Linked DNA regions of Homo sapiens: region 2 is linked to region 1. Evidence: read pairs that join two places in POLR2A ChIA-PET (ENCODE). Cell type or tissue: PC-9. All regions are shown on one strand. Each heading gives the region's core, and the rest is flanking DNA. Links, peaks and the distances in the headings are about the cores only.

What was found. ChIA-PET counts read pairs that join two places held together with the same protein. Peaks named below come from ENCODE experiments on the same cell type or tissue, not always from the same donor. Only the 100,000 strongest peaks of a DNase experiment are listed, where the experiment ranks them.
Region 2: POLR2A ChIA-PET joins it to region 1 with 10 read pairs; 4 of 35 experiments call an interaction of 5 or more read pairs at or near these places.

Annotation. Positions count from the first base shown.
Region 1 is chr6:42,093,180-42,110,175 of GRCh38, reverse strand. It overlaps C6orf132 (chromosome 6 open reading frame 132), which reads left to right. Exons shown (of 5, transcript NM_001164446.3): 4 at 2,593-5,713; 5 at 6,298-9,057. The coding sequence ends at 6,415. Among named protein-coding and RNA genes, the nearest start is that of C6orf132, 41 kb to the left of the region's middle. RefSeq lists silencers at 5,353-5,502, 5,523-5,622, 5,783-5,832, 9,740-9,961. In PC-9, for the core only: no CTCF peak of the experiment used is centred there; a DNase peak (open chromatin) is centred at 10,305; H3K4me3 peaks cover 830 bases; H3K27ac peaks cover 4,754 bases.
Region 2 is chr6:41,919,274-41,934,291 of GRCh38, reverse strand. It overlaps BYSL (bystin like), which reads right to left and starts at 12,793. Exons shown (of 7, transcript NM_004053.4): 1 at 12,462-12,793; 2 at 6,756-6,918; 3 at 4,022-4,160; 4 at 3,524-3,657; 5 at 2,736-2,896; 6 at 2,462-2,564; 7 at 1,246-1,931. The coding sequence starts at 12,729. The coding sequence ends at 1,586. It overlaps MED20 (mediator complex subunit 20), which reads left to right and starts at 13,153. Exons shown (of 4, transcript NM_004275.5): 1 at 13,153-13,287. The coding sequence starts at 13,274. RefSeq lists enhancers at 8,532-9,032, 13,089-13,188. In PC-9, for the core only: no CTCF peak of the experiment used is centred there; no DNase peak of the experiment used is centred there.

The sequences.
Region 1 (16,996 bases), core at 5,333-13,332:
CCTCCTAGGGCCCTGAGTTCAAAAGCTAAGCATCTGCTCATCTTCACAGCTGGTGACAAAGCCAGAGTCCTCAGGCACAGCCACTCTCGCCATCCTCAGTCATCTTGATTACTGGCCGCAGTGGGCTAGGGCAGTGGGGCTGGGAGTTGAGGAGAGCCACGGTCAGTGAAGGCCCCTTTCTGGCGGGGGAAGGATGGCAAGGGGACAAAGCCAGAGCAGGAACAAGTGCAGCATAAAGTGGAAGAAGGGCCTGGCTTTGAATCCCAGCTCCCCACATATTCACTTTGCTCCCTTGGGCAAGACACTTCACCCCTCCTACCTCTGTATCTTCCAACGAACGATGGGAACAACAGTTCAGTTTGGAGGAGTAAATGAAGTGGTGGATGGGATGTATGTCATGTCTGTCACACCTCTCAGAGGTGCTTCAAACTCACTAATGGCTTCCCGTGTCACTCAGAGAAAAGGTTCTTGCAAGGACTGCTGGAGTCTGACCGGAGTCTGGCCACTTTGCTTGCTTGCTTTCCCCTCCCACACTGCCCCGGCCACAGCATCTCCTGTTGCTCCTGAAATACCCCAGGCACATTTCCGCCTTGGGGTCTTTGCACTGCAGACCTCTCAGGTTAGAATGCTCTTCTGCGAGGCATCTGTGTGGCCGTCTCCCTCACTCCTCCCTTCTTTGCTCAAATGTCACCTTCTCTGCGAGGCCTTCTCAGACTGCTTTATTTATTTATTTATTTATTTATTTGAGATGGAGTCTCGCTCTGTTGCCAGGCTGGAGGGCAGTGGTGTGATCTCAGCTCACTGCAACCTCTGCCTCCCGGGTTCAAGCAGTTCTCCCACCTCAGCCTCTGAGTAGCTGGGACCATAGGTGCACACCACCATGCCCAGCTAATTTTTGTATTTTTAGTAGAGACAGTGTTTCACCATGTTGGCCAGGATGGTCTCTATCTCTTGACCTCGTGATCCACCTGCCTCAGCCTCCTAAAGTGCTCGGATTACAGGTGTGAGCCACCGCACCCGGCCGGACTGCCCTATTTAAATTGCACCTGCTGCACCCCTCCCCTGCTGGTGTTTTTTCCCATCGCACTCATCCTCTAATGTGATAATAATGTACTCACACATTATGTTCATTGTCCCGTTCAAGCGTAAGCTCCCTAGGAGGACCAGTGTTTGTCTGTTTTTTGTTTTGTTGGTTTTTTTGCTGCTGTACCCCAGCTCCTAAGTCCTGCCTGACAGTTGGGTGCTCAGTGAATGTTAGTTTTCCCCTTCCCCACTCTTGGTTTCTTCAGTTTGAAGTCAGGCAGCTGGGAGGAGCCCTTCAGAGCCGCACACTCCCCAGGTTCGCCACACTGTTAGGGACTGAGAGGAGGGGAGCAAAGGATGGGTGCCCCTAAGAAGGAAGTAGACTCTGGGAGAGGGGCTGGGGACCTGGTCCGAGGACAAGAGAGGGATGTGCGCTGCTGGGGCCAGGGGCTCTCAGCATCTCTTTAGCACCCAGATTGTCCAGGCCACCTTCCTTCTGCACACCCCTGTTCTATTCTGCAGTCCAGAATCTGCCTCCATTCTCTATGAAGTGGACAGCTGGGTTCTTAATAGTTTCAGGGTCTTTAGAAAGCAGGAGTAGTTTGTGCAAATTGCTCCCTCCTGCGGGTCTCTCACCCAGCCTTCCTCACTGAGGAGGTCTCTCGCCCCTGCCCCATGACTTCCTATCTCTTTCCCACCTTCCCTGTCTCACACAGTCTGAAAAGTTAAGCACAGATGGTAGGAATCAAAGTGGTTCCATTTTATTAAATGCCTACTGGAGGCCTGGCACCATGACAAGCCCTTTCTGTGTATTTGCATGGATTCTCTCATTTAATCCTCACAACAGCTGTAAGAAGCGAGCACTGACATCATGCCCCTTTGACAGATGAGGAAACTGAGGCTCAGCAAGGTTAATTAGTGTGTTCAAGGTCACTCATCTAATAAGTGGTAGAGCTGGGATTTGAACCCTGGACTTTCTGGCTTGGCCAAGGTCAAGGTCCCAGCAAGAAACAGATGGCGCACTCAAAGGGGATAACTGAAGAGAGTTGAGTAAAGGGACAGTATACCAGAGTGTGAGCTTGGTTAGGCGACTCTTGTCTCCTGGGGACAGTGACACCCAGGGACTGAACATAGTGGGAGAGGGACACCCCGACAGGACCTGTGTCTGCGGGGCAGGAAAGACAGCTGCTGCCAACCTGTGACGCAGCCAGGAGGCAGCCAGAGGAATCAGTGCCCTGGCCCTCTTGTCCCCACCCCCCATCTCAGGGGGCAAGGGAGTCCCGGCACAGGTTAGAGGGTGACTCTGGGGAGGCAAATGGAGGTAATTCCATACAGGCTTCAAAGGCTGTGCCAGGGACAGGCAGGAGACGCTCCCTAGAAAGAAGGGGGGACACCCCCAGGACAGCTCAGGAGACTGGACACAGGGCTGCTCCCTCTCTTGGTGTTCAGGAGAAAATGATCCAGTCATTCTCTTGGGTGCCCACCCCTGCCCCTGCCCTGGGTAAACAGAAATTGGCAGGGCTAGTCTGCCTTGTTCCTGCCCCCCATCTTTGCCTCTCCTTCTTTCAGGTACCAGCTCACTAGTCAATGGCAACCTCCGACTGTACAGCTCTGTGGGTGACCTGAGGCCTGGACAATATGGCCAGGATCTACTCATCCCCCCACCTCCCCCAGGCCCAGCCCCAGGGCCCCCTCAGGACATTTCAGAACCTCCAGGGGGGTCGCCACTGCCATCTCCACCTTCCACAGCACCCCCACCACCTCCCCTGCTGCTGGAACCCCCACCCCCGCCCAGCATGGCCCCACCTCCACCCCCAGTATTGGAGGCCCTATCCCCACCACACACTCTTTCCTCCCCATCCATACCCACCCCTCCTGACTTCATTCCCCCTGCCCCACCCTTGGCCTTTCTAGCCCCCCCACCGCCTCCTGTGCCAGCCCCAGCACCCCCAGCTCCAGCATCTCCTCACACAGTGGGGACTCGTCTCTTTCCCCCTGGGGGTGTCACCAAGTGGAAATCAGATGTAGCACTGAATGGCAGGCAGGCAGAGGCCACCAGAGCCAGCCCCCCGAGAAGCCCTGCTGAGCCAAAGGGGAGCGCCCTGGGACCTAACCCAGAGCCCCATCTCACCTTCCCCCGTTCTTTCAAAGTGCCTCCCCCAACCCCAGTCAGGACTTCGTCCATCCCAGTTCAGGAAGCACAAGAGGCTCCCCGAAAGGAAGAGGGGGCCACCAAGAAGGCTCCCAGCCGACTCCCACTGCCTCCCAGCTTCCACATCCGCCCCGCCTCCCAGGTCTACCCAGACAGGGCCCCCGAGCCAGACTGCCCTGGGGAGCTCAAGGCCACAGCACCAGCCAGCCCAAGGCTTGGCCAGTCCCAGTCCCAAGCAGATGAACGAGCTGGGACTCCGCCTCCAGCCCCTCCCCTGCCCCCTCCTGCACCCCCCCTCCCTCCCCCAGCACCCCCACTTCCCCCAGCTGCACCTCCTTTGCCCTGTGCTCAGAAGGCAGCCCATCCACCTGCTGGGTTTACAAAAACCCCTAAATCCAGCTCTCCTGCTCTCAAACCCAAACCCAACCCCCCCAGCCCAGAGAACACAGCGTCTTCAGCACCTGTGGACTGGAGGGACCCCAGCCAGATGGAAAAGCTGCGGAACGAGCTGGCAGCCTATCTCTGTGGCTCCAGGAGAGAGGACCGATTCCTCAGTCACAGGCCAGGCCCAACAGTGGCCCCTCAGAGCAAGGAGGGCAAGAAGGGCCCCCGCCTGCCTGAGAAGGAGACTCTCCTGAGCCTGCCAGCAAAGGACACTCCCCCAGGTGTTCCTGAAAAGAGTCTTGGCGGCAGCAGCCTGACAGAGACAGAGGCTGCCCCCAGCCTGACCCTGCCCTCTGTGGACTACATTCCCCAAGACTCTCCAACTCCCAGTGTGCGGCAGATCCGGAATGAGCTGGAGGCCCGGCTCTCCTCAGCAGCAGAGAAGGAGGCTAAGCCCAGCATAGGATCTCTGCCCCCTAAGCCTCGGCTAGAAGGGGGAAGAATTTGTGAAAACGGGGCTGATGATGACAAACTCTCCAAGCCTGTGGCCAAGAATCTGCCACCTCAATCCACCACCCTGCTGCCAACTACATCACTCCAGCCCAAGGCTATGTTGGGACCAGCCATACCACCCAAGGCCACACCTGAGCCAGCCATACCACCCAAGGCTACACTTTGGCCAGCCACACCACCCAAGGCCACACTTGGGCCAGCCACACCACTCAAGGCCACATCTGGGCCAACCACACCACTCAAGGCCACATCTGGCCCTGCCATAGCATCTACAGCCACAACTCTGCCCACCACCACATCCCAACTGATGGCAGAGAAGGACTCAGGCCCAGCTGGCCAGCCAGAGAAGCCAGCATCTCAAGAAGTTTCCACTCCCTCCCAGGCAAGGGGAGAGGGGTCCCCCTCAGAGGCCACTAGGCTGCCCACACAGGGAGCCCGCTCATCTGCAGCCTTCCCACCAAAGACATCTCCTGGTGGAGGAGAGGTGCCATGTCTCTACAAGCCCCACTGCCACCAGAGCAGCCTCAGCCGTGAGGTTGCTGTGGTGATGCCCACCCTGGCCAGAGGAGGGGCTGCAGGGCCAGGGGAGCCCGTGGAGGTGAAGGAGCCCCCAGGGCTGCCAGCCAAGCCTCCTGCCTCGGCCCAGCCCACTGATGAACTCCTCAGGCACCCGGTGACTGGGGAGGTGGTGGAGCGGGGCTCGCCGATGGCCCTGCTCCTGGCGGCCAGGCAGAGGGCTCAGAAGGGAAGGTCTGTAGGGGCTGCCCTGGGTCGGTCCTCTCTGCCAGGAAGTCTCCGTGACCACAGCCACCAAGCCGAGGCCAGCTCTGACAGCATCTTCCACAGCCAGGGCACGCCCAACTCCTTCACTGTGGTGCCCAAGTTACCCAAGGAGGCTGAGAAGGACTCCCCGCTGACGACCGAAATACCCAATAAGTGGGGGCCGCGGCTGGGAAGAGACGCAGAGGGCACAGAGCTGAGCCGCAGGCACAACTGGACAAAGCCAGAGCCCCAGGCCCCTGTGGCCTGGGAAAGAGTAGCTCCCTCCAACCTCCCCCAGGGCCACCCGCTGCCCAAGTCCTTCTCCTCCCCACCTTCTCCTTCGAACAAGAGGGAGGAGGAGGAGGAGGAGTTCAACTTCGAGGTCATCCCACCGCCGCCAGAGTTCAGCAATGACCCTGAGCCCCCGGCCCCGGCCCTCCAGTATCTGGGCCGCCAGAGCTCCCCTCCCCGGAACAACTACTCAGACTTGAGGCAGCTCCCGAACGCTGGCCCCGGGGCGCCCCCGGCTCTCGGCTTCTCGCGCTTTCCCGCGGGCGCGCGCTACGCCGGGGCTGGGGGCCTGGAGCGCTTCTCGGGAGGGGGCCGCTCGCTCATAAAGAAGCGCCTGTACGTCGGGGAGCCGCACCGAGGCCCAGGGCTACCCCACGGTGGCACCGGCCGCAGCCTGAGCTCTCCCAACTGCTTCGGGCCGCAGCCCGGAGGCCCCGAGATGCGGCGCGTGAACTCGGCGGGTCGCGCGCCCCCCGGAGGCCTGCACGCGCCGAGGCTGTCCCTGGAGGGCGCCGCCCGGGGCGCCGCGGAGGCCAAGCACAAAGCGCCCGGCAGCGCCGACTACGGCTTCGCCCCAGCTGCCGGCAGGTGAGCTGCGGGCCCGGCTGGTGCGGGAAGCCAGGAGGGGTGGAAAGCCAGGCGAGGGCCAAGGAGTCCCGGCCATCCGTCAAGAGAAAACATTTGGTTTTCTCCCTTCGGCCTTGCAGGTAGAACGCGGGAGGGAGGCCCACTTACCGGGAGAGGGCGCTGTTGGCGCCTTCCTGACCTCCCTCCTGACCTCCCTTCTCTTTCCCCACCAGCTCCTCTCGTCTGTCTCTCTCCTGCCCGCTAGATCCCAGAGGTCAGGCTAAGTGTGGGGCGGGGAGAGATCTGAGTGGCCCTTGGGTGGAGGGATTTCCCAACACAGAGTTGGATCCCGACACAGGCCAGGAGTGAAAGAGTTCTGAGTGAAAGGCTGTTAGGCATGTTCTCCGGCCAGCAGGGCCCAGACCAGAATGGGAGCCCTGTTTGTGATGTCTGCGGTCCCTCCCTGGGGTCGATAAGCCCAGGGCTTGTCGGGGCAAATACAGAAGTATGAGCAGCATCTTTTCCTCTCGGTCCCTCGGGGAGATGAGAGACGTGTTGGCTAACCAGCTGCAGATATTCACCTCACATCTCTTGCTCTCCCCCAGGTCTCCCTACACCACCACCCGCTATGGAAGCCCCATCAACACGTTCACCGTGAGGCCTGGGACCCGCCATCCCATCTCCTATGTCTGCTCAGGGGCCCATCGGAAAGCCACCTCCTGAGCCAGGGGTTCTCTTAGCTCTACTCCAACAAACTGTGTCTTTAAGGATCTGGGCACTTGTTTCTTGTGGGGGGTGGGAGGTACACAGCAGGTGTTGGGCGACCTGACTCAGACACAGAGGAGTCTTTGATCCCCAAAGACCAACGATGAGAAGCAGTGGCCCAGGAAGACCGAGAGTGGGCTTCTGTTTCCCAAAGCGCTGGTGTGACTGTGGACTGTTTACACGTGGGGGGTGGGAGGGGAAGGAGGGTAGAGAGAAGGAACCATTAAGGACCTGGGCGCTGAGTTTCTGCTCTCTGGTACTATCTGCTTTAGCAAGAGTTATTTAAAACAGTTTTACAAGCACGGCCTACTGAGCAGGTTCTGAAAGCAAGGGGTGGGGCACTGACTGAACTGGAACCCATCGAGATAGCTGTGATTGCCTGTCAGGCCCTTGCAAAGGGCTGAGGCCCAGCTCTGTCTGGTGGGTGTGCAGGGCACCGAAGGGAGATCTTTAGCCTCCATCACCTGCCATCCCAAGCAAGAGTGGACACCTGGGGTTCCTAGCCGCATTGAGGTGGGACCAGGAATGTGTATGTATAACATGTGGAGAAGGACCATGTGTGGGGTGGGGAGTGAAGCTCCCACATGTGGAATGGAAGCCCTTTGCATTGGCCAAGGGCAGAGGTGGGAGATTGATGGTTCATTTTTCCTTGGCCCTAGCCCTTAGCTACAGGGAGGCCTAGAGAGAGGACACTTGGCAAGTTTAGGATGGGAAACAAGGTTAAGCCTGGCTTTGCTATTCAGACCTGTGCAGCCCTGATTTTGGGGACTGGGCCCAAGGAGCCATGAGTCTTAGGCTTGACACTAGGGGCCTTACATGGCCAGGTCTCATATGGGATTTGGAGAAGGCATTTTTCCTAACACTGATACTACAAGTCACCAATACTCTTGATGCCTTAAGATGCTAGAAAGCCTTGGAGAGTGGAGGCAGCAGAGATGGGAATGGAGGTCTGAAGAAGCTTGCTGCTGTTGGGGAATGTGTTTGGGAAAGTCAAGAGTGGTAGGATTGGTTGGCTGGGCGCGGTGGCTCACACCTGTAATCCCAGCACTTTGGGAGGCCGAGGCCGGTGGATCACTTGAGGTCAGAAGTTCGAGACCAGCCTGCCCAAATGGTGAAACCCCATCTCTACTAAAAATACGGAAAAAAAAAAAAAAAGAGTGCTAGGATTGGGCCAGTTAAGAGCAGGGGAGACCTGGCTGGGCATGGTGGCTCACACCTGTAATTCTAGCACTTTGGGAGGCTGAGGCGGGTGGATCATGAGGTCAAGAGATTAAGACCATCCTGGCCTACATGGCGAAACCCTGTCTCTACTAAAAATAAAAAAATGACCTGGGCATGGTGGTGGGCGCCTGTAGTCCCAGCTACTCGGGGCGCTGAGGCAGGAGAATCGCTCGAACCCAGGAGGTGGAGGTTGCAGTGAGCCGAGATTGCACAATTGCACTCCAGCCTGGCGACAGAGCGAGACTCGTCTCAAAAAAAAAAAAAAAAAAAAAAAAAGGAGCAGGGGAGACCTATCAGTAGGGTGACCACGTGTCCTTTGCCTGGGCAGTCCAGGTTTATGCTTGTTTTCCAGTGAATTAGACCCCCTTCCACTTTTCAAAAAAGTCCTGGTTTAGATGCTGTGATCACCAAACATATCAGGAAACAATATTCCTTGGTCTTGCTTCCCTATCTTCAGGTACTGGTGGGCCAAATTCCTGGGACCAGGTCAAGGTGGGCTGCCTCAGTAAGAAGGAAGGACTGGAGAGTGCCCATTTCAGAGGAGCAGGCTGGTGGGGGCCAGCCAGAAAGTAGTTCCCTTTGGGGGGAAGATGTTGGACCTTTATTATTTGTGGTAACCAGCCGAGGCTGGTTGTCAGGACAGCAGGTGAGCCACTTTAGGGAAGAAAGTGCAGGGGTGGGTGGATGCCCAGATTACCAAGGCCAGCCACCCTGATGGGGTAGGGTCTGGTTATCTGTGTTCAAGAAGCAAATCCCACCCCAGCCCCAGCACTAGCTCTCTATGTATGTATTTTCCCTGTACAATGTTTTATAAAAGAGATCATTAATTTATCTGCTATGTTAAGGCTCGAGGGGTGGGGCGTAGACTCTCAGCTGTATATTGCTCTGGGGTGGGCAGGGAAGGCTGAGTCTCACTTGACTTGGAAGATAAACAGGCCAGTTTGGACTGGCCTCCAGCTCCGTGGCTGTGTTTGTCTAACAAGGATTTGGGTAACTACTGGATACAAGCCACTGTGCTTAGTATGGATAGACTGCCATCAGCTCACCCACATGACTCCTGTTCATGGCAAGCTAATAGTCTGTCTGGTGGAAGAGGATTGAAAAAGCACACAAAAACATCATAAATTACAAGGAGTAGTAAGAAGGAAAAAACAGGGAACGTGAGAGAATAACTAGCGAGTGGGGAGAGGAGTGGATTTACTTTAACAGGGTAGTCAGGGAAGGCCTCTTGTGGTGGTGACATACTGATTTAGGCAAAGCGTCCAGCACGTGCCTAGCGCTTAGTAGTTGCTCAGCAAATGGCATCTTTGGGTGATGAATACCTCACATTTGTATATGGCCTGTCACAGTTTTCCATAAAGCTTTTTTTTTTAAGGCCATCTTGACGTCATACTTTTAGAATATTTTATTTTATTATTATTATTATTTTAGACGGAACCTTGCTCTTTCACCAGGCTGGAGTGGAGTGGCATGATCTTGGCTCACTGCAACCTCTGCCTCCCAGGTTCAAGCGATTCCCTGCCTCAGCCTCCTGAGTAGCTGGGACTACAGGCATGCGCCACCACACCCAGCTAATTTTTGTATTTTTTAGTAGCGATGGGGTTTTACTGTGTTGCCCAGGCTGTTCTTGAACTCCTGACCTCATGATCCACCCACTTCGGCCTCCCAAAGTGCTGGGTGGGCGTGAGCCACCGCACCCGGCCCCCAATTTTTTTTTTCCAAAAAAGTAACCAGAAAAGTCATCTCAAGACAGTGTTAGAGAAAGCGTTGTGTTTCCTCCTCTGAGTCTTTTGTGGGGGCTTTATGGGAAAGGGAGGATGACTCACTTACTCTGAAATCTGGGCTTCCAGGAAGGGCCTCTCCCATCCTTGGAGCCTCCTCATTCTCCTGTCTCTCACTGTCCCCCCACCTCTACCATGATGTCCTCATTCTGGAAACCCCGAGCAGGGATAGTGGCTTGGGCCCTTCGTCTGGCTTTTCTCCCCACACTTGCTCCCTTCTAACATTTTCTCCCTCATCTGACATGGAAGGGGCAATGGTTAACCCAGGAGGGAGGGCAGAGAACAAGGGCCCCACATCCTGGCTCTGCCTCTGACAAGCTGTGTGACCTTGGGTATCAGCTGACTCATCGGAGAAGTGAGGAGGACGGACTTGGGCCGTGTCTGGATATTAAACTTTGTTGGGTCCCTGACCTCTTTGAGAAACTGATGCATGCTTCTCAAGAGGCCGCAAGTGCATTTTACACACTATTTCAGGCACCCCACAGATCCCCCAGATTCAGGCTCCACAGGCTTCATGTTGAAAACTCCTTAAGTGACAGTGGTCAAGGTACCCACCAACACTTATTTAACCTTGACAGTTTGCAAAGTTCCTTCTCTCTCTCGTTTACCTGTGACAGTCCTCTAAAATGTGCCAGCCGTGTAATACTCCTAATTGCATTTTGTTGTTGAGGAAATGAAGGCCCCGGGAAGAGACGTGAGTTGCTCAGAATGGCCCCTCTGACTGGAAACCCTGTTCTTTCTGCGTGAATCATCACAGCTGCCTCCCTTATAGCTGTAACCACTCTCCCCACCCACTTATCCTCTCCCGGTTGTACTCCCCAAACTTTACCTCTATTAGAGTGGTGGAGAAGAGGCTGAGTAGGCTAAAGCTACCCTGGTGCCAAAAAAGGTTAATGGGCATGGGCGGGGCAGATGTTCCTGGATCAGATTAGCCACACCTTGGTTTCTGAAGCCGTTTCACTGTTCCCTGGGCCAGAACTCCACCCCACCTCTCTTGTGAAGCCCAGCCTGGCCGAAAGCAACAGCTAGGACAGGTCCCGGGAAAAGCTGAGCTGGAAGCCTGGGGCCTGGCGCCAGCAATATATAAAGGGGCCTGTCGTGAAAAAGGTCAAGCTCAGCTTTTGTCACGGCCAGGCTTGTTCAAGGAGAGAGGCTTCCCCTCACTCCCGGTGAGCCCTTCTGTGCAAAGCTGTAGGACAGAGGTGACTCCGGAACCTGGAGGGGTGAGGCAGAGGCCACCTCGCTGCTGAGCTGTCAGGCAGGCCTGCCCCCACCTGCCTACCCAGGCAGACTGTGGCCACTTCCCTTTCAGCAGCTCAAAGGCCATGCTCATGCCCCATCATCAGTCAGCTGTATGGGAAGGGTGGACACTGGCACCCATCAGAGAGCCTGGGCCCCCTCCCTCCGAAGCCCCAGGGATGGCCAGAGTCTGAGCCCTGCTGTTGGGGCCTCTGGGATGCTTTTTGCCAGCAATGTGAGAAAAGGTGCTCTTCTGGGAGAGAGGAAGAGACCCAGGCAATTTATTATGAATGCTCCCCGTTGTATGGATAATCCTGTGCTCCTCTGCCCAATTCCCGCACCTCTGGAAACTTCATTCACATTTGGCACAGATGAGCCACTCCTCCCTCCTTCCCCTTGAGAATCGTTCTCTGAGCCTGTGCAGAACAAGGTGCTCCGATCCTCTATCTTGCACACTGGCTCCTTTCCTCCCCCCAACTGTCTCCCTGTCCACCCTGTCGTCGGCTCTCCAGTCCTCCTTCTGTAGTTTCTTCCTCAGAAGACAGTGTCGCCCCTCATGCTCACCTGTACCAGGGGTCCATATTTCTAACTTTGGAAGTGCCTCCTGGACATGTCCATGTGGTTGCCTGGCCATCCACTCAAATCCAGCCTCTCCAAAAGGAATGATTCTCCCCTACTTCCTTCTCACACAATTGTGTGGCCAGAGTAGCCGGACCAATGGCTCCAAACTACCCCCAAATACTCATCCCCGCCTCACTGCTTGGGCCCCCTTGGCTTCCCCTAGGCCAGCTCACACTCAAGGTCCAGCTTGGATCGGAGCTCCTACAGGAAGCCTTCCCCAGCCCTGCTCTGCTCGGAGACCTCTTCCTCCTCCATACCTACCTCTCCCACTTCTGTGGCAGGCTCTTCTTTATCCTCAGGCTTCAGCTCAGACATCCCTCACCTGCTAGGCCACAGCAGCTCCTGCAAAGCTTCCCACGGTCCCTGCTGCTCTCCCTCCCCGCACCTAGTGTTACTTGGTCTACATCTCTCTCCCAGCAACTTGTAAGCTCCACAACGTAAGGACGCCTCACTCATCACAGTATCCCCAGCATCTGGTGCTGCTCCTGGCACCAGCAGGTGCTCACTATATTGAGTTTATTGATGAATACAAGTTAGTACTTAATCAAATATCATCAAGCACTGTGTAAGTTCCTTGGCTGGGCGCGGTGGCTGACACCTGTAATCCCAGCACTTTGGGAAGGTCGAGAGGGATGGATCACGAGGTCAGGAGTTCAAGACCAGCCTGACCAACATGGTGAAACCCTGTCTCTACTAAAAATACAAAAAAATTAGCCAGGCGTGGTGGTACACGCCTGTAATCCCAGCTACTCAGGAGGCTGAGGCAGGAGAATTGCTTGAATCTGGGAGGTGGAAGTTGCAGTGTGGAACTTAATCTAATGCTGAGGTTATCAGGCTGAGGGAAGGTTTAGTTTTAGGGATGAGTCTCTAAGGTCTCATCATAAAGGTGTCCAGATGCCTTGGAGTGGCTCCTGCCTGGTGGGCTGAGATACTGCATCCTCTAAGTAGAGACATGAGCTAGGATGTTATGGCACCAGGTGAGGGAGTCCTGGTCCTCAAAGGATCTCAGGCAGCCCTCTACACCCCACCAGTGAGCCAGCCACAGGGGCGGCCAGCTCCAACAATCCAAGTGACTTGCACTCTGTTGCTTTTTCCCTTTTGAGCTCCTTTGGTCTTCAGCAAACTTACTTGGTGCCACAGCCTATCTCAGCTGTGGACCAAGGGTAAAGTTTCCATTACATGTGGGCGGGAGAATTGAGAAGGAAAGCACCTCTGGGGGCCAGGGTGGCAGAAGCCAGCCAGGTCCGACCTGTTCACCAGCCCTCCCCACCTGCAGAGCCCACCTTCAAGAGGAAAGCCTTACAGTTCTAGGTTTGGTTTTTATTAAGGAGTGAGCTCCCTGCACAAGGTTTTGAGGGCCTAGCAGGGGTCTAAGCACAGAGTGGGGACCCAGTAGACTTGCTGTTTTGAATCTCTTCCATCTCAGCATAGGATCATTAGCCCTAATGCTACTCTCAGAAGTGGGACACTGGCTTCTCATTTTCTTTTCTTTCTTTCTTTCTTTTTTTTTTTTTTCCTGAGGCAGGGTCTTGCTCTGTCGCCCAGGCTGGAGTGCAATAGTGCCATCATAGGTCACAGCCTCCAGAGCTCAAGTGATCCACCTCAGCCTTCCTGGTAGCTGGGACTACAGGCATTCACCACCAGGCCTGGCTAATTTTTTTTTTTTTTTTGAGATGGAGTCTTGCCTTGTCGCCCAGGCTGGAGTGCAGTGGTGTGAGATCGGCTCACTGCAACCTCCACCCCCCATGTTCAAGCAATTCTCTGCCTCAGCCTCCTGAGTAGCTAGGATTACAGGCGCCCGCCACCACACCTGGCTAATTTTTGTATTTTTAGTAGAAACAGGATTTCACCATCTTGGCCAGGCTGGTCTTGAACTCCTGACCTTGTGATCCACCCGCCTCGGCCTCCCAAAGTGCTGGGATTACAGGCGTGAGCCACCGTGCTCTTCCTAATTTTTGTCTTTATTTTTTGTAGAGACACGGTCTCGTTAGGTTGCCCAGGCTGGTCTTGAACTCTTGGGCTCAAGCAATCCTTCTGCCTCAGCCTCCCAAAGTGCTGGGATTACGGGCAAGAGCCACCGCACTTATACTCCCTTCTCATTCTTGAAAATGGAATATTTTCAGTCTTGTCTTCTACAGACTGAGCCTTCTGACTCCTTTCAGCTTTCCTCACTGCAGAGAAGCATCTCCTGCCGCTTTTCATTGTTGCCTTAGTTTATTTTCTGAGCCATTCAAGAGGGTTTGGTAGGCTCCTACTTTCTCTGTCTCTCTCTGGGCTACCCCATCTGTCATCTTCCTGCCTTTTGGTTCACAACTTTCCAGCATTTGTTCTAATAGCTAAGGGCAGCACAGAATTCCACCAATGCAATTCAACACTGCGAGGGGGCGCCACTCAGTACAAGCCAAGGAACCTCGCAAGAGGCTCACAGTTGAGTGTGGAAGACAGACGTACACACAAATAACTGGACTATGGAGCAGGAGAATGCAAAGCTCTTCCACCCAGGAGAGCCCGGTGGCCCAAGAGAGCACGGGACCACATGGGGCACTGTTGGGTTGTCCTTGTGGGTGTCCTCTCTTGCTGGCCTGTGACCCTTGTGGGAGCACGTGCATGAGCTGGGCAGAGGAATGAGGGATGCCCTTTGTGTGCTTATTTTTCCTACAGAGTGAGTTGTGGTCTTTCGGTGACCTCTCTTGGCCATTTAAAGCTGCCCTTGACATTCACTTTAACTGGATTCTCCAGGGAGAGGAGAGGGGAGTGCCAGAAGGCACCTGTGTAATTTACCCTGGTGTCCAGCACCGCAGTCTTAGCCTGGCATCCCCGTGTGTGCATGTGGAGTGGGCATTAGCCAACAGGTGGCACTTTGCTCACAAGTGCCTGAAGTTTGTGTGACTGGTGGGGTTCAGGTTCAGACTGAGATCCATCTGAGGTTGACATGGCTTCTCCTAGGATCCAGGCACAAAGCTAGGTGCTGTCTGGCACACCAGTCATTCTCAAAACTCAGAAGTGCATCAGAAGCACTTGTCAAAACACAGGTGTGTGGGACTTGTTCCAAAGCTCCTGATTCAGTGGGTTTGGGATGGGGCTGGGGAATTCACATGTCTTTCTTTTTTTGTTGTTTTTTGAGATGGAGTCTCACTCTGTCTCCCAGGCTGGAGTGCAGTGGTGCGATCTCGGTTCACTGCAACCTCTGTCTCCTGGGTTCAAGCAATTCTCCTGCCTCAGCCTCCCGAGTAGCTGGGATTACAGGCACCCACCAACATGCCTGGCTAATTTTTGTATTTTTAATAGAAATGGGGTTTCATCATGTTGGTGAGGATGGTCTCGAACTCCTGACCTCAGGTGATCCACCCACCTCGGCCTCCCAAAGTGCTGGGGTTACAGCGTGAGCCACCACACCTGGCTGGGAATTCACATTTCTAACAAGTTTCCAGATGAGGCTGCAAGTCCTGATGGTACAGGGATGGCACTTTGAGAACCCCTGCTGTGCAGTGTCATGTGTCATCACCTCATCTCCCTTAGGGCAGATAGTGCCACTCCCAGCTTACCAAAGAAGAAACTACAGCCTCCACAGGCCAAGTGACCTTGCCAAGGCCACACAGCTGGAGGGTGCTAGGGAGCCAAACTGCACCTGCTGCACTGCCTTTTGCCCCCAGGGCAATGTGGCTGGGGTGGGTGTGACAGCATCTCTCCAAATTTTTGTTCCAGAGAGGGCAGTAAGTAGAGAGGGCAGGCTTGGGGTAAGCAGTACTGGGAGGTGGTCATAGAGTCACTGTTAGGCTAACAGTCATTCCTTGGGTGGCCATAATGTTTTAAAGACACTTTCAGCAAGGCACAGTGGTGCATGCCTGTAGCCCCAGCTACTTGAGAGGCTTGCTTGAGCCCAGGAGTTTGAGACTGGCCTAGGCAACATAGTGAGACCTCATCTCAAAAAATATTTAAAAATAAAAATAAGATACTTTTGCTTCTATCTATCTATCTATCTATCTATCTATCTATCTATCTATCTACCTATCTTAGAGACCGGGTCTTACTGTGTTGCCCAGGCTGCTGTGCAGTGGCATGACCATGGCTCACTGAATCCTTGAACTCCTGGACTCAAGTGATCCTCCCACTCAGCCTCCTGAGTAGCTGGGACTACAGGTGCACACCACCATGCCTCACTAATTAAAAACATTTTTTTTTTTAAAGATGGGGTGTAGGCCGGGCACGGTGGCTCACGCCTGTAATCCCAGCACTTTGAGAGGTTGAGGTGGGCAGATTACGAGGTCAAAAGATCGAGACCAGCCTGGCCAACATGGTGAAACCCCATCTCTACTGAAAATACAAAAATTAGCTGGGCGTGGTCACGCGCACCTGTAGTCTCAGCTATTCGGGAGGCTGAGGCAGGAGAATCACTTGAACCCAGGAGGCGGAGGTTTCAGTAAGCCGAGATTGCGCCACTGCACTCCAGCCTGGCGACAGAGTGAGACTCCATCTCAAAAAAAAAAAAAAAAAAAAAAAAGATGGGGTGTCGCTGTGTTGCTCAGGCTTGCTTCTGTTTCAATCAAGCCTCATGATACTGGTCAGCAAGCACTCACAATGGGTGCTACACTGTCTCCCTGACCCTCTCCCTTTCCAGGACTGAAGCTTTCACACCCCCAGCCAGCAGCTGGCAGTCCCTCCCCAGGAACTGTCCTTCCCGGGAGAGCCACCTCACCCAAGGTCACGCCCACACCCTAGAGGCAGCTCACATTCACTAAGTCCCTCCCCTCAATGCGGGACAACTCTGAAGGTCCTTGCAGACCAGGGCGCCCCTCCATTGCAAGTGCAGGCAGCCCAGCTTTTCCCTGTGCTCACTTCTCCCTCTCCCATGCCAGTGTGCTTCTTGAGGGCACTCCCAGCAAACTTGCTGCACACAAACCTCAGTCTCCTGGGGAGCCTGTCCTGCAACAGCTTATTAGGTACCAGGCACGATCCTAGGCACTTTACGCATATTATTTCATACTATCCTCCCAACAACCCCAAGAGGCAGGCACTTTTATTATCAAAGGCTATGTAACTTGTCCAAGGTCACAGAGCTAGCAAGCCAGAGAGCCAGGGTTGTCATGCAGGGAGTTGGGCTCCGGGGCTCTGAAATGTTACAACACTGTCTTAATTCCTATAGTCTAGCTTGAGGAAATTAGACAGAAGAAACAGTGAAGATGTATTCTGATTTGAGGGGGGAATAAATCTCAGCCGGGCACGGTGGCTCATGCCTATAATCCCAGCACTTTGGGAAGTTGAGGCGGGTGGATCATTTGAAGTCAGGAGTAGAAACTAGCCCCATTTCTACTAAAAATACAAAAGAAAAAATTAGCCGCGTGTGGTGGTGGGTGCCTGTAATCCCAGCTACTCAGGAGGCTGAGGCAGGAGAATCGCTTGAACCCAGGACACAGAGGTTGCAGTGAGTCGAGATCGCGACACTGCACTCCAGCCTAGGGGACAGAACAAGACTCCGTCTCAAAAAAAAAAAAAAATCTCTGTTGCCCCAGTTTTCTACCAGTCTCACTTTAGTTTCTGAATATGCAGCCCCCTGGTGTCTTAGTTGACTTTAATGGTTCTTATCCAGGGCCAATTTTGCTTCCCAGAGGATATTTGGTGATATCTGGAAGATCTGGAGATATTTTTTCATTGACATCCTAGGGGGATAGTAAGGGCA
Region 2 (15,018 bases), core at 2,421-10,420, 170 kb after region 1:
ATACTTAAACTCTGCTGTTGTAGCACAAAACCAGCCACAGAAAACATGTAAATGGGTGAGCATGGCTGTTCCAACAAAACTATTTATGGATGCTGAAACTGGAATTTCATGTAATTCCTACCTATCACAAAATACTGTTTTAATTTTTTCCCCATTTAAAAATGGAAAAATCATTCTTAGCTCATGGGCCACACAAAAATGGGCACTTGGGCTGGGTGCAGTGGCTCATGCCTGTAATCCCAGCACTTTGGGAGGCCGAGGCGGGTGGATCACCTGAGGTCAGGAGTTTGAGACCAGCCTGGCCAACCTGGTGAAACCCCTTCTCCACCCCGTCTCTACTAAAAATACAAAAATTAGCCAGGCGTGGTGGCACGCACCTGTAGTCCCAGCTACTCAGGAGGCTGAGGCAGGAGAATCTCTTGAACCATGGAGGCGGAGGTTGCAGCGAGCCGAGATCATGCCACTGTACTCCAGCCTGGGCGACAGAGCGAGACTCCGTCTCAAAAAACAAATCAACAAAAAAAGGGGCACCTGGCCCTAGTTTACTAGTCACTAGTCTAAAGCTTTCATTGGCTGAAAAGCCAGAAAGGGAGCCTGTTTGATGCTAGCTCTGATCTAACCATTCTTGGGCCCAGCCTTATTCTCTGGCCTTTTTTTTTTTTTTTTGAGACAGTCTTGCTCCGTGGCCCAGGCTGGAGTGTAGTGGCCCCAATCCTGGATCACCGCAACCTCCACCTCCCAGGTTGAAGCGATTCTCCTGCCTCAGCCTCCCAAGTAGCTGGGATTACAAGCACACGCCACCACACCCAGCTAATTTTTGTATTTTTAGTAGAGAAGGGGTTTCACCATGTTGGCCAGGCTGGTCTCGAACTCCTGAACTCAGGTAATCCACCTACCTCAGCCTCCCAAAGTGCTGGGATTACAGGCGTGAGCCACCAAGCCCAGCCTCTCTGGCCTTTCTTGACTCTTATCTCTGCTTTCCCCAAGGAGTTTTCTCTTGTAGTCCTTTCATCCACTGCTGAGACACGACCATCTTTGGACAACCTGCTCCTGGCTGCTGTAGCCTGTGATGGGGGAAGGCAGAGGATGTGTCCCCTGGGGGCTAACAAGGTGAGTGCAGCCTGGAGAAACAAGCTTGGAGATCAAGGGAGGTGGGTCCTATATAAACAGGACAAGAATGTCCTCCGTCCTCCAAATACTAACAGGAGTAATGCCTACCTCCATTGACTACACCAAACACAGAGGTTCAATAAATATCTGTCTTTGCCTTTATCCACAGTGACCTGACACAATAGCCATAGAAAAAGTACTCACACCAAGCCCCAGCTGGGGACTGGGAATGCTAGCATATGGTATCTCAAGTTGGCTCTCAGAACTAAACAGGGATAAGGGCCTAGAATGGAAGAGGGAACCAGCCAGACCCTCAGTCCTTCCTGTCCTGGACTGGGAGCCACAGATGTCCCTGTGATCTGTCACTGCCCTGATCTGGGTCTTCAGCCATTAAAGCTCAGTGTCATCTTCAGTCACCAACGGGGGTCTTGGTGTCCTTCCAAACCCCTTTGGCCAGGACAGCTGACTGTTTTCCTCACTCCACGGTGATGGGAACATCTTCCACATCGCGGGGGACTGCACTCTGAAGCTCACGCCTGATTTCGGGCGATAGCTGTGGATGGGGCTGCAGCCGGAGCAGTTCTAAGAGGGCCTCTTTCTGGTCTGTGGCCAAGTCGGCCTTGTAGCGCTGGACCAAAGTCAGGAGGCACTGGTGCCACAGCACAGGCAGTTCACGCTTCTCTGTCCGGAACCCCAGGAAGTGGAAGACTAGGGCATCCAGCACCCGGTAAGGCAGTGCATACTTCTTATCCAGCAGCAGTCGCAGGAAGATGCTGTTGGCACCGCTGTATTCCATCTCAGCAATTTTCAGCATGGCCGCACTAGTGGGAAAGGGAGGTGGGGTAGAGTAAGCAGGGAAAACATTGGAAGAAGGATCCTACTTCTCCCTCTATGCTTTCCCCTTTTTTTCTTCCCCTCTGCTGGCCCTTACACTATGGTATTCCCCAGGGACCTTCTCACCTACACAATCATATTATACTCCCTTGACCTCAGTCACCATCTCTACAGGGATCCACCCAAATCTCTATCTCTAGCATAGACTGCTTGTTTCAGTAACCAACTAGAGTATGGTCCAAACATCTCAACGTCTCCACCCTAACTACTTTCTTCCTGTGTTTCCTACTCATTTGTTTATCTATTTACTGAGAACTTACTTTATGCCAGGCACTCGGGCCCTGTTGTTGCACAACTTACATTGAGGGGGATAATGATACACCTACTCATTGGCTTAAACAAGCACAAACCCAAGGCTTTCCTTAGCTCCTTCTCCACTCTGCCCATTCCCAAGTCCTGGCAATTCCACTATCTGGATATCCACTGACCAGCCCCCTTCCACCCCCAGCAATACTACCTGGAGTGCAACACAGGGATGGAGCACTTGGTGATGATGCTACCCACAATGATGGCTTCCCGGAGGGTACAAGTGCCAGACTCGCACAGTGGAATCAGGATCCCTAGGGAGAGTCAAAGGGCAGCCACTGTGAGCCCAGGATGAGAAAAAGGAGTTACAGCAGGAAGCATTCCCACCCAGCCCAGGGACAGCTAGCAATTTCCCACACCAGGCCTGCTGTGTTCCCCATAGAAGCTCCAGCCCTTCCCTTTCTTCCGTGCCTCTGGGATCCCACCTTTGAACCAGGCTCCAGGTTTGAAAAGGGCCTTCTTGAGAGCCATGTAGAGATGGAAGTTGAGTCGTTTGTATTCAGCAACGTCATCTCGTACTCGAGGGAGCAGGACAAGGTTGTAGAAGCGCTGGGCCATGCGTTCCTTCAGGTTAGAGGCAAAAATCCTAGTGGGAGTTAAGCGGGGGAAGTTTCCAACTCACACGACAGTCTGGACCCGGCCCATTAAATATCACCATGGATAGTGCATACAAGAGGTTTTAAAGTAAAATATGGGACCTTTCTTTCAGTGGGGGATGTGTGGGAGCTGTGTGCATGCAACACCCATCAGCTTAGAGAGAGAATAGGAGGGGCAATGAGATATACCCAAATGAGGAGCACCGTTTGTCTGTGGGAGAGCCAGAGCTCGTGCAAACTGATGGCTACTCAGCATCAGTTGAGTAGCCCTGAGCATGCCTGGGCAGTCACAGACTTCTGAGGGTCCTGCTACAGGGTTGTATCCCAGTGGCTATAAAAGCCTCTCCCCTAGAAATTCATCACAGAGGGTTGTATCCCAGTAGCTATAAAAGCCTCTCCCCTAGAAATTCATCACGGAGGGTTCCTAACTGGCTAACTGGGTCTTGGCCCCAAAAAATGACACAGGAAAAGCTAGAAAAATGATGCTATAAAGTAGCACAGAGAGGGCCCTGGGGCAAAGCTCAAATGCCCTGGGGCCAGAGGCAAGGAAAGCCTGTCCGTCCCAAACTCAGCCTGCACCTATAAACCCAAGGCCCCCGAACCCCCAGCTACTCTACCTGGTGGCCTGGTACATGGCAGCTGCAGTCCAGGCCTCCGGCTCTGTGACGTAGAGGATTTGCTCCCAGTTGGAGAGTGCAGGGATGATCTTAAATGCCTTGGGCAGTTTTCCACTGCGGTACTTAGATAATACCTAGGGATGAGGGAGGTAAAACAATCATCGTCATCCACATATGGCAAGCTTGCTGTGGGCTAGGAACTTGTCTGGGTGCTTTTAATATATTAACTCATTGCATCCCCACAATAACCTATAAGGAGGTGCCATTATTATGCTCATTTTACAGATGACCAGTGAGAGTTCCAGTAACCGACCCAAGGATGCCAAGTCATTTACAGGCAGAGCAGGAATCTGAACCCACACACTCTGCCTCTTAGGTCTGTTTTCTACTCCCATGACTTCTTTAGTATGTGATGCAGGCAAAAGGCAAAAAAGCCTGTGGCAGGAGCCCACAGCCCCCAAAGGGGTCTTCCACCATGGCTCCCCTCTCAGCTCTTACCTCCCGGACCCCCCTGTACACTTCTAGGACCCGGGGGTCCAGCTGGGGCATAGGGAAGCCCGACACCTCTGACATGACTGTCTCAACCTCTGTCTGCTTCTCAGTCAGCTTCTCCATGATGATGTCAGCCAGGGTGCGCCTAAGAGGGGAAGTGCCAAGAGGAGGGGAGAGAGGGGGCAAGGAGCACTGTGGTCACTGTCCAGGAAGCTCCAGACTCCCCACAGTCCCCTGTGAGCACCGCCATACTGCGATCCTGCTGGGATATGCAGCTTAGAGTTCTCTCTCTGTGCCCATTCATCCACCACAGACAGAATCACTGCAGGGTGCAAAGGAACTGAAAGTCATTCCATTTAGGACAAAGCTAGCAGTTGTACGGAGGTTATTATGAACCTCAACTCTGAAGTCAGTCTGCCCAGGTTCAAATCCTGGCTCACCCACTCCCTGGTATGATCTTGGGCATGTTACTTTACCTCTCTATGCCTCTGTTTCCTCATTTGTAAAATAGGGATAATAACGGTACCCACCTTAAAAGATTAATGGAAGGATTAAATAAGTTAATGTCTGTTCATTACTTGGAATGGTCAGTACACAGTAAGCGTTATCTATGGAAATATTTCTAAGACTGATTATATTCTTTTCAGCCTCCTTAAACAGTATTGTTGGGTGTATCAAACATAATCTTATCTTAATGATTCAGAATTACCATCGCCTTGAGCTGTCATATAATACTAGCATCTTCAGAGGCTGCTGAAGTGTATTTATTTATTTTTTTTGAGAGAGAGTCTACCTCTGTTGCCCAGGTTGGCATGCAGTGGCACCATCATGGCTCACTGCAGCCTCTATCTCTCTGGCTCAAGCGATCTTCCCGCCTCAGTCTCTCGAGTAGCTGGGACCACAGGAACATAGTACAAGGCCCAGCTAGTTTTTTATTCTTCTGTAGAGATGGGGTCTCCCCATGTTGCCCAGGCTGGTCTCACACTCCTGGGCTCCTGCCTTGGCGTCCCAAAGTGCTAAGATTACAGGTCTGGGCCACCATGCCCAGACTGAAATGTATTTAAAGCTGCTTCTCAGTTGGGCGCAGTGGCTCACGCTTGTAATCCCAGTACTTTGGGAGGCTGAGGGAGGTGGATCACGTGAGGTCAGGAGTTTGAGACCAGCCTGGCCAACATGGTGAAACCCTGTCTCTACTAATAAAACAAAAATTAGCCAGGCGTGGTGGTACGTGCCTGTAATCCCAGCTACTCGAGAGGCTGAGGTTGCAGTGAGCTGAGATCATGCCACTGCCCTCCAGCGTGGGTGACAGAGTGAGATCCTGTCACAAAACAAAACAAAAAACAAACTGCTCCTCTTTTCTGAGGTCCTACTCAATGCCAGGCACTGAGTTTGGGACTTTTCAGTCCTAGAGTCAGCGCAACACTTATAGGACACGGAAACTTATGCAGACATGGGAACTGGGCCTCAGGTTAATAACTCACCCAAGGCCTCACAGCTGTCAGGTGGGGGTAAGAGTCAAACTCAGGTTTTTGGAAGTCTTGAGTTAAGGTGCTTTATAGTACCTTATAATGTGCCCCCAAACTAAATGGCCTCTGATTGTTGAATTCATGTGGATCTAGGCTTGCTTTCTGAAGATGCCAGCTATCATTTCTTACGACTGCCAGGAGTTCTGATTACTTCAAGGAGCTTGTCTACTCTATTTACTACAAGCTGGAAAAGCATTCTGCTAAATTGGTCAGCATTATCAGTGAAGTAGGAGTTATGAGGTGCTGAGTGAGAACCTGAGAGGCTCTCTGGGGGGACAAGCCCAAGTACATACTTTATGACATATATTTCAACTGTTAGGCATCAATCTGGGAGAGGGGCTCATTTTCATTTCTTCATTCTGCATTTTCAAATAAGCTGCCACAGAATTTATCAGCCTCCCTGTCCTTTTATAGTATGATTAGCAATGAGATGCATTAGCCCAAAACAGCCTAAAGTATCAGGGACACCATTATGTTAATATCACAGGGTCAGAATGAACTGGTTGAGGACCCTTATCCTAGACTCCACTCCCAAGGGCCAAAATTTATGGGCTCAGGAGTTTGACCACAGGCAGTCTAAATGCCTGCATGTTTTGGAGCTAGCATTTATTATAGATGGGAATAAATTAGTGGTCCTGACTAGGGGCAGTCTTGCCTCCCAGAGGACATTTGGCAATGTCTGATGTCATTTTTGGTTTTCACAACTGGGGGAAGGTTGCTACTGGAGTCTAGAAGTAGAGATCAGAGATATCTACTAAACCTCCTACACTGCACAGGACAGCCTCCACACACACACAAAATTACCCAGCCCAAAATGTCAATAATGCTGAGGTTGAAAAACCTTGGCTTAAATGAAGCTTAGGATATGAAGACTTGTCCAAGGAAGTTGAGCTTACCGCTAAAAAAACTAAGAATACCAAAACCAAATGCAATAGGATGGCTCTCCCCAGAGGTGTAAAAGGGGCCTGGAACTGTTTCCCTGGCAACTGGGCAGTTGTACAACAAATGGACATAAGGACACAATGTTTTTTGAGGCTGGGTCATTCCTACTCACAGTGGTCCTTTGAGGATGGGCCAGTTTTGTCAAGGTGGTCCCCTACAGCTAGCAACTCCAGGGCCCTTTCCAAAGGTAGGGAATCATAAGTCTGCCAGGGAACTTGTTTTCCTGTGGGAACTTTCTACAAGGACTCATTATCCCAAATCCCCAGGCCTACCTGGCAGGAGGGTTCTTGTTCATGAACATCTCTATGGCACGCTCATCCTCAGGGTCCACAACCACCTCTGCATGATGGCCCGCTGCTGTCATTGTGGCAGCCTTCTCCAGGGTGGGCCACTCCTCGTCCTCGTCATCTGATCCATCCTGAGGCATTCTTGGACCTAGAAGAGGGGAGACTAAATGGATGAGCACAGCAAAAGGTAGCTGAGGGATTTCGTCAGTTTAACTTTAGCCATTATGTAGTACAGGCCTCACATGTGGTTGTGATAGACGCAGGTATGTGCAGTGAAACAAATGCATTAGCTCCCTGTCCCCAGGGGCTTGCAATCATGCTTGAGAAACAAAATGTATATACAGGAAACAATAAGAAAAGCAATGGCCATAAATAATAGTTAACATACCATACTCAGTTATGTAGAAGGAACTTTTTTTTTTTTTTTTGAAATGGAGTCTTGCTCTGTCACCCACACTGGAGTGCAGTGGCTGGATCTCAGCTCACTGCAAGCTCCGCCTCCCGGGTTCATGCCATTCTCCTGCCTCAGCCTCCCAAGCAGCTGGGACTACAGGCATAAGCCACCAGCCCGGCTAATTTTTTGTATTTTTAGTAGAGTTGGGGTTTCACCATGTTGACCAGAATGGTCTCGATCTCTTGACCTCGTGATCCGCCCGCCTTGGCCTCCCAAAATGCTGGGATTACAGGGCGTGAGCCACTGTTCCCGGCCTGTAGAAGGAACTTCTAAACACTATACCCATGTTAACTGTTTAATCCTTATAAACCCAAGAAGTGGCCGGGCACGGTGGCTCACGCCTGTAATCCCAGCACTTTGGGAGGCCGAGGCGGGCAGATCACGAGGTCAAGAGATCGAAACCACCCTGGTCAACATGGTGAAACCCCATCTCTACTAAAAATACAAAAATTAGCTGGGCGTGGTGGTGGGCGCCTGTAGTCCCAGCTATTTGGAAGGCTGAGGCAGGAGAATCACTTGAACCCAGGAGGTGGAGGTTGCAGTGAGCCAAGGTCACGCCACTGCACTCCAGCCTGGTGACAAAGCGAGACTCCGTCTCAAAAAATATATATAAAATTAAAAAAAATAAAATAAACCTTCTTATGGAACAATGGCAAATAAATAAATAAATAAGAATAAACCCAAGAAGTGGATACTATTACTATACCCAGTTTCAAATGAGGACATTGAAGCACTGAGAAGTTGGGTAATTTGCCCAAGACAGGTAGTCTGGGTCTAGACTGCATTCTTCACCACTATTCTACACATATTCGGGTTTGATTATATGCCACAATGAGTAGTAGAGACAACATATGCACTTAAAGGATGAGTGGTGAGGACAGTTAGGAGCTGGATGGGCAGTTTGGGAGCAGAAGGAGTGTGTTCCAGACGCAGAGAAAATAAGGCTTGGATATAAGAGTCTCCTAGGCAATAGCAAGAAATAATGCTAGGTACGTGGGAAAGGTGAAGCCAGACTGGAGGGCCTTTAAATTCAGGCAGTAGAGTTCAGATTTCAATCCACCAGTCCATTTAAATACATGAAGTTGGCTGGGCGTGGTGGCTCACGCCTGTAATCCCACCATTTTGGGAGACCAAGGCGGGTGGATCATGAGATTGGGAGTTCGAGACCAGCCTGACTAACAGGGAGAAGCCCCGTCTCTACTAAAAATACAAAATTAGCCGGGCTTGGTGGCGCATGCCTATAATCCCAGCTACTTGGGAAGGCTGAGGCATGAGAATCGCTTGAACCCGGGAGGTGGAGGTTGAGGTGAGGTGAGCCGAGATCGCGCCACTGCACTCCAGCCTGGGCAACAACAGCAAAACTCTGTCTCAAAAAAATAAATAAATAAATAAATAAAAATAAATAGGCCGGGCGCGGTGGCTCACGCCTGTAATCCCAGCACTTAGAGAGGCCAAGGCGGGCGGATCACGAGGTCAGGAGACCGAGACCATCCTGGCTAACACGGTGAAACCCCGTCTCTACTAAAAATACAAAAAATTAGCCGGGTGTGGTGGCGGGCGCCTGTAGTCCCAGCTACTCGGGAGGCTGAGGCAGGAGAATGGTGTGAACCCGGGAGGCGGAGCTTGCAGTGAGCCAAGATCGTGCCACTGCACTCCAGCCTGGGCGACAGAGCGAGACTCCGTCTTAAAAAAAAAAAAAAAAATGAAGTTAGTCCATTTAAATAACTTCTGTTTTTGGAAGGCTACATGTCTGGGCATCTGGAAAGGGGTCTAATAATCCAAGTGGGGAGCTATAATGCTACGTATCAATAGGTCATTAACAACAAAGGCAGTGTGTGATAAACACTAAATAAGGGGGAACAGACATTTTGTCTCCACGTTCCAACGGTCCCCCAAATTTGTACTTTGTAGGTGGTTCTCCTTAGTGCCAGACCCTAACTCCAGGTGTCTCCTGTAAGCTGCTCTTGGATGACTCACAGGCACCTCAAATCTCACCCGTTATCAACTAAACTAATTTTCTTTCCCTCCTAGGTCTACACTGCTAACCATCCACAGCTCAGTAAACGGCACCATCGTCCACCCAATGCTAAGCCTGGGAGGTACTCTTGCCTCATCCCCTGCCCTCACCCTCAACACCCAATCAATTACTAAATCATATTCAATTTTACCTCATAGACTGTCTCTCACATGCTTCACAGCCCCATCTAAGCCTAGATCAGCATCATCTCTTGCCTGGATTTATTCAACAGTCGCCCACTGGTCTCTATGTTTCTGACCTTGCTTCCCTCCAACTCATTTTCCACTCTGCAGACGGTCACCTTCCAGAAACACATATTTGATTTGATCAGCCCTGTCCTTAAAATTCTCCAGTAGCTTCCCATTCTTCCCACTGCTGTTAGGATGGTTTTAAAATCTTTTGTAGGCTTGGCTCCCACCTACCTGACCATCATTCATTACCGATTAACCCAGTCATTCAGCAAACACCAAGCACCTACTATATGTGAGGCACTGTTCGGGGTGCTGGCAATATATCCACGAACAACCGAAACCAAAAGACTTTGTTCTATACAGCTTACATTCTAATTGGAGGAGATAGTCTACGACCATACCACCCTGAACGCACCCAATCCTGTCTAAATGGAAGAGACAGACATAAATAAACATATAAATATATTGGGTTAAAAGATAAGTACTATGGGCTGGGTGCAGTGGCTCATGCCTGTAATCCCAGCACTTCGGGAGGCCGAGGCGGGTGGATCACCTGAGGTCAGGAGTTTGAGACCAGGCTGGCCAACATAGCGAAATCCCCAACTCTACTAAAAATACAAAAAAAAAAAAAATTAGCTGGGTGTGGTGGCGGGCGCCTGTAATCCCAGCTACTTGGGAGGCTGAGGCAGGAGAATCGCTTGAACCCGGGAGGTGGAGGTTGCAGTGAGCCGAGATCGTGGTATTGCACTCAGCCTGGGTGACGGAGCGAGACTCTGTCTCAAAAAAAAAAAAAAGATAAGTACTATGAAAAAAAGATAGGGCAGAAATGCTGGGAGTATGGAGATGGAGTAGAGTGCTGCAATCTTAAATGGAGTGGATAGGCCTCTCTGAGAAAGTAACCCTACAAGTGTATGAGAACAAACTATCCCAGAGAGAAGGAACAACCAGGCCAAACCCCCTAATTTCCCACGTTTAAGGCACAATGAAGCCTAAATAGGTGGAGTGGAATGGGCAAAGAGGAAAGCAGTAGAAGAGGTCAGACTGGCAAAGGAGGCAGATCATATAGTGCATTGTAGACCATTGTAATCCCCCACCTGTGAGTACTTTGTAGAGAGTATGAGACACGGCAGGGTGCAGTAGCTCACACCTGTAATCCCAGCACTTTGGGAGGCCAAGGCAGGGAGGGTCGTTTGAGCCCAGGAGTTTGAGACCAAACTGGGCACCACTGTGAGACCTCATCTCTACAAATAATTAAATAATTAGCGGCCAGGTGCGGTGGCTCACGCCTGTAATCCCAGCATTTTGGGAGGCAGAGGTGGACGATGACCTGAAGTCAGGAGTTCAAGACCAGTCTGGCCAACATGGTGAAACCCCATCTCTACTGAAAATACAAAAATTAACTGGATGTGATGGCTCACGCCTGTAATCTCAGCTACTCAGAAGGCTGAGGCAGAAGAATTGCTTGGACCTAGGTGGCAGAGGTTGCAGTGAGCCAAGATTGCGCCACTGCACTACAGCCTGGGCGACAGGCTCAAAAAAAAAAAAAAAGAATTAGTTGGACATGGTGGCACACACCTGTGGTCCCAGCTACGTGGGAGGCTGAGGTGGAAAGACGACTGGAGCCCAGGAGATTGAGGCTGCAGTTAGCTATGATTGTGCCACCGCACTCTATCCTGGGTGACAGAGAGAGAGAGAGACTCTGTCTCAAAAAAAAAAGAAAAAAAGAAAAAACGGAGAATATGAGATACTAACGAGGAGGCTACTGTGATAATCCAGGTGAGAGACTGTGGTGGCTACGACAGGATGGTGTTCCAAAGCGGTGAAAAGTGGTCTCATTTTGGATACACTTTGAAGGCAAAGTCATCAGAATTTCCTTACAGATCAGATGTGGGGAGGGAGAGACAGAGAGAGGAGATGGTGGGGGCAGGGAGAGAGAGGAGTCTAAAGTTTATCTCGAGCAAATGAAAGAATATGCTACTAACTGAGACAGGGAAGGCAATGGTGAGAGAAGCAGGTTTGGAGGGAAGGTCAGGATTTCTGTTTTGTACATGTTAAATTTGAGCTGTCTGTTAGATTTCAAATTGGAGATGCCAAATAGGCAGTTGAATATAAGAATCTGGATTTCATGGAAGAGATCAGGGCTAGACTATAAAGTTAGGAGTAGTCACTCAAGGATGGTATTTAAACCATGAAACTTGCCAGCACCAGAGAATATTTGAAGAGGTCAGAGGACTGAGGAGAAGAGGTTGCAATAAGAGTCAGCCAAGGATACTGAGAAGTGAGGTGGCAGTAAAACAGGAGTGTTGATGTCTTAGAACCCAAGTAAGGATACTGTGGCCAGAAGGCCACTATTCAATTGTGTCAAATATTGCTTTAGATGAGATCTGAGAAACGGATGAAGCACCTCAGAGGTCAACACTCCCTCCCTAGTGAGAAAACATCAGACGTCTTTCAATTCATCTCTCTCGCTCTTTGGCTGCTAAACAATGTGTTTTCTGCTCATAACACTTCCCATTCGTTTTTCAGTTCTCAGCTTAAAGGTCCTGCTGCAATCGGAGAAGCTTCTCAAGACCAATGCTATTGTTACCAGGGAAACGATACTTTATCATGGAAATATATTATTCTAAGAGTCTACTTAATTGCCTCTCTGCTGGGCTTGACTGTAAGGTCCTTAAGTTAGACGTGCCTGTGTTGTTTACTTCTGTACCCAAACATTCGATAGAATTCCGAGCATAGCGCAAAGCTCGTAGTGGGTATCCCATAAATATTTACAAAACCAATGGATACATGCTAGGAGCACTTAGTGGCGCGATCGATTACTGTTGGCCTAACTTCGGGGGTGTCTAGAAGGGAGTGCCTAAAACTAGGAGTGGACGCGGAGGGCTCTAGACAGGGTTCAGTCTCCTTTGCAAGTGTAATACGGACCCCTTTGTTGACTCGAAGCAATTCCCCTGCCAGACACTTTTTAGCTGCCCACCCCGCCCCACTACTGGCCACTGTCTTCCTCGGACCTCATCCCAGACACTCACCCAGCCGCGTGGTGCGTTCCCGCGGCGCCGCGGGCTTGTCCCCAGTCCCATGCTCGGCCTCGAGTTCCTCCTGTTGCTGCCGTGCTTGCTGCAAAATCCGTCGGCTCAGCCGGGGCCCCACATACTCTTCCTCCGCTTCTCCTGTCCCGCGACCCCGCCGCTTCTCCCGGACCCCCGCCCGCACCGCATTCCCAGCCAGGATCTGATCGGCCAGGGGCGCATGTTTTTCCTGACCCCCCACCCCACGGGCCGCCTTGAATTTGGGCATTTTTCTCGAAAAAGTTGCCGGGAAGGATCGCACGTGGGGACTGAAGAAAGGCCAGGATGCGCTTGCGCGGTGGACTCCCAGCGCCCAAGAGGCCGCCCGGCGATCACAGCGCCCCCTAGCATTCGGAGGCCAGAAGCGCCATCAGCGCCGCCCCTCCCACTAAAAGAGCTCCCGGGTTCCGGAGCTGGACTCCCGAATATATTCACTGCCTTTAACGTTAGCTTCTCTCAATAGTGCAGTCTTTGAGTGTCGCTCTCCTAGCTTCATGGATGTAGGCCTAGAGTGCTCAGCCAAACGGGAATGTCTGGATTTAGAAACCTCGGGGCGGGAATCCGCAGATGATGTCAGTGGAGGCGTCACCGAGGGGTGCCGAGACACGCCCCATTCCTTGGGGAAGGCGTGGACCCGGCGCTCTGTTTTTACGTATTTCCGGAGTCCCTTCTGAGACAGAAGGTTGTGTTGGGGAACTGAAGGAGTTTCTGTGGGCGGACAGGGAACCCTGCGTTTCTACTGTGTGATTCTGCCACCTTCCTGGCCCGACGCCATGGGAGTGACTTGGTAGGACTGCAGGGGGTTTTGTGGGGCGGGGCTTGGAGTTGTGAAAGGCCGGAAAGAGGACCTTGACCATGGTCCGCCGTCCTCTGGGAGCTGAGGGAGATGTCCTCGGGTTGTGTAGATGAGAGGATGCCGTCCGGGCTGCGGGTTCCCCGGGCTTGTTTCCTCAGAGATGCGCCCCTTCCTCTTGGAAGGCGGGAAAGCAAAGGTTTTTTTTTTGTTTTGTTTTGTTTTTTTTAAGACGGGGTCTCGCTCTGTCGCCAGACTGGAGTGCAGTGGAGCGATCTTGGCTCACTGCAACACTCCGCCTCTTGGGTTCAAGCGATTCTCCTGTAGTCCCGAGTAGCTGGGACTACAGGCGCCCGCCACCACGCCCGGTTACTTTTTGTATTTTTAGTAGAAATGGGGTTTCACCATATTGGCCACGCTGGTGTCGACAAAGCAAACTTTTTATCCCAGGAACCTATCAATGGTTGTATACCTCATTCTCTTCTGGATACATCTTCCTTCCCGTGAGGCCATAGTACTGCCTGCAGTGGGACCTCAGGGTTGGAAATAGGGTCTTTGGACTATGACCCACCTGCAGACAGGGTTGGAGGGAGTGGGCCATAAGCAATCAGGAGATAGTATTTTTTAAGATTTTCGCCTGCTCTTCCCTCAGCCATCAAATACAGTTAGACCCGCTTGTGTCTGTTTCTAATTTGCTCATTTTAAGATCTTGGGTCTAGAGGAAAAAAGGGTATTGATAATAAGGAGATCATGGTTCCAGGCACTTTATCTCTTTAGGACCCGTTTCCCACTATGTTTAATTCCATGGTTGGTCTAGTTTCAATGGAGTTTTTATCTTTCATATGTTTTAAGTCTCAGTTGAAAGAAGATGAGGTGGCAGGGAAAGGTATGGGTCCAGTGCTCGTGGAGGCGTTAGTTGTAAGGTGCCAGGTCCCAGAACATTTTTTTCTTATCTCAGTAGATGTGAGCATTTTTCCCGTGGGAGAAATCCGGAGGCCAGGATATTTGAAGCCAGTGGATATAGGCTTCTCATACAAAAGCATGTGTAGGGGAAATACTTTTCCTCCTGGTAGCCCAGGTTCTTGCAGGTTTCTCAGTGATTGCACTCTTGCTTCCTACGATTGACACGATCCTCCTGTGTTCCTTAATGGAAGCAAGATATGTGAGGAATGGAAATGGAAAGGATGCAGCGTAGAACCCTGGAACCCTTGCTCTTTCTTTTTTTTAAAGAAATAGAAATGGGGTCTTGCTGTTTTGTACATGCAGGTCTTGAATTCCTGAACTCAAGCGAGCCTCCTGCTTTGGTCTCCCAAAGTATTGGCATTATAGACATGAGCCACCGTGCCCAGCCACCCCTGCTCTTTAAATGGAGAAGGCAGCTCCAGGGAAAGGGCTCTCTGTTGGCCCCCTTATCAACGTTTTCAGAATCCTAGGACTTCTGTCACTTGTAGCGTCAGTTTAGGGATTCTTTTGTATTTCAAAATAAGGCACATTAGCAACATCGTTTATCAGTGTTTTTTTCTGATAGAGTAGTGACAATTTTTAGCAACAGAAGGACTCTACCTTAATAGATTCATTTAGTTGATCATAAAGCAATGTCATCTATGACTGTTTTCTTGATTTCTATATAGCTAAGTACTGCTTGTACTATTGTTTATTAATTTTTTAATCGATTTTCCTTAATGTTTTAACAGGCACTACATCCTTATACAGGCAGTCTAGTTA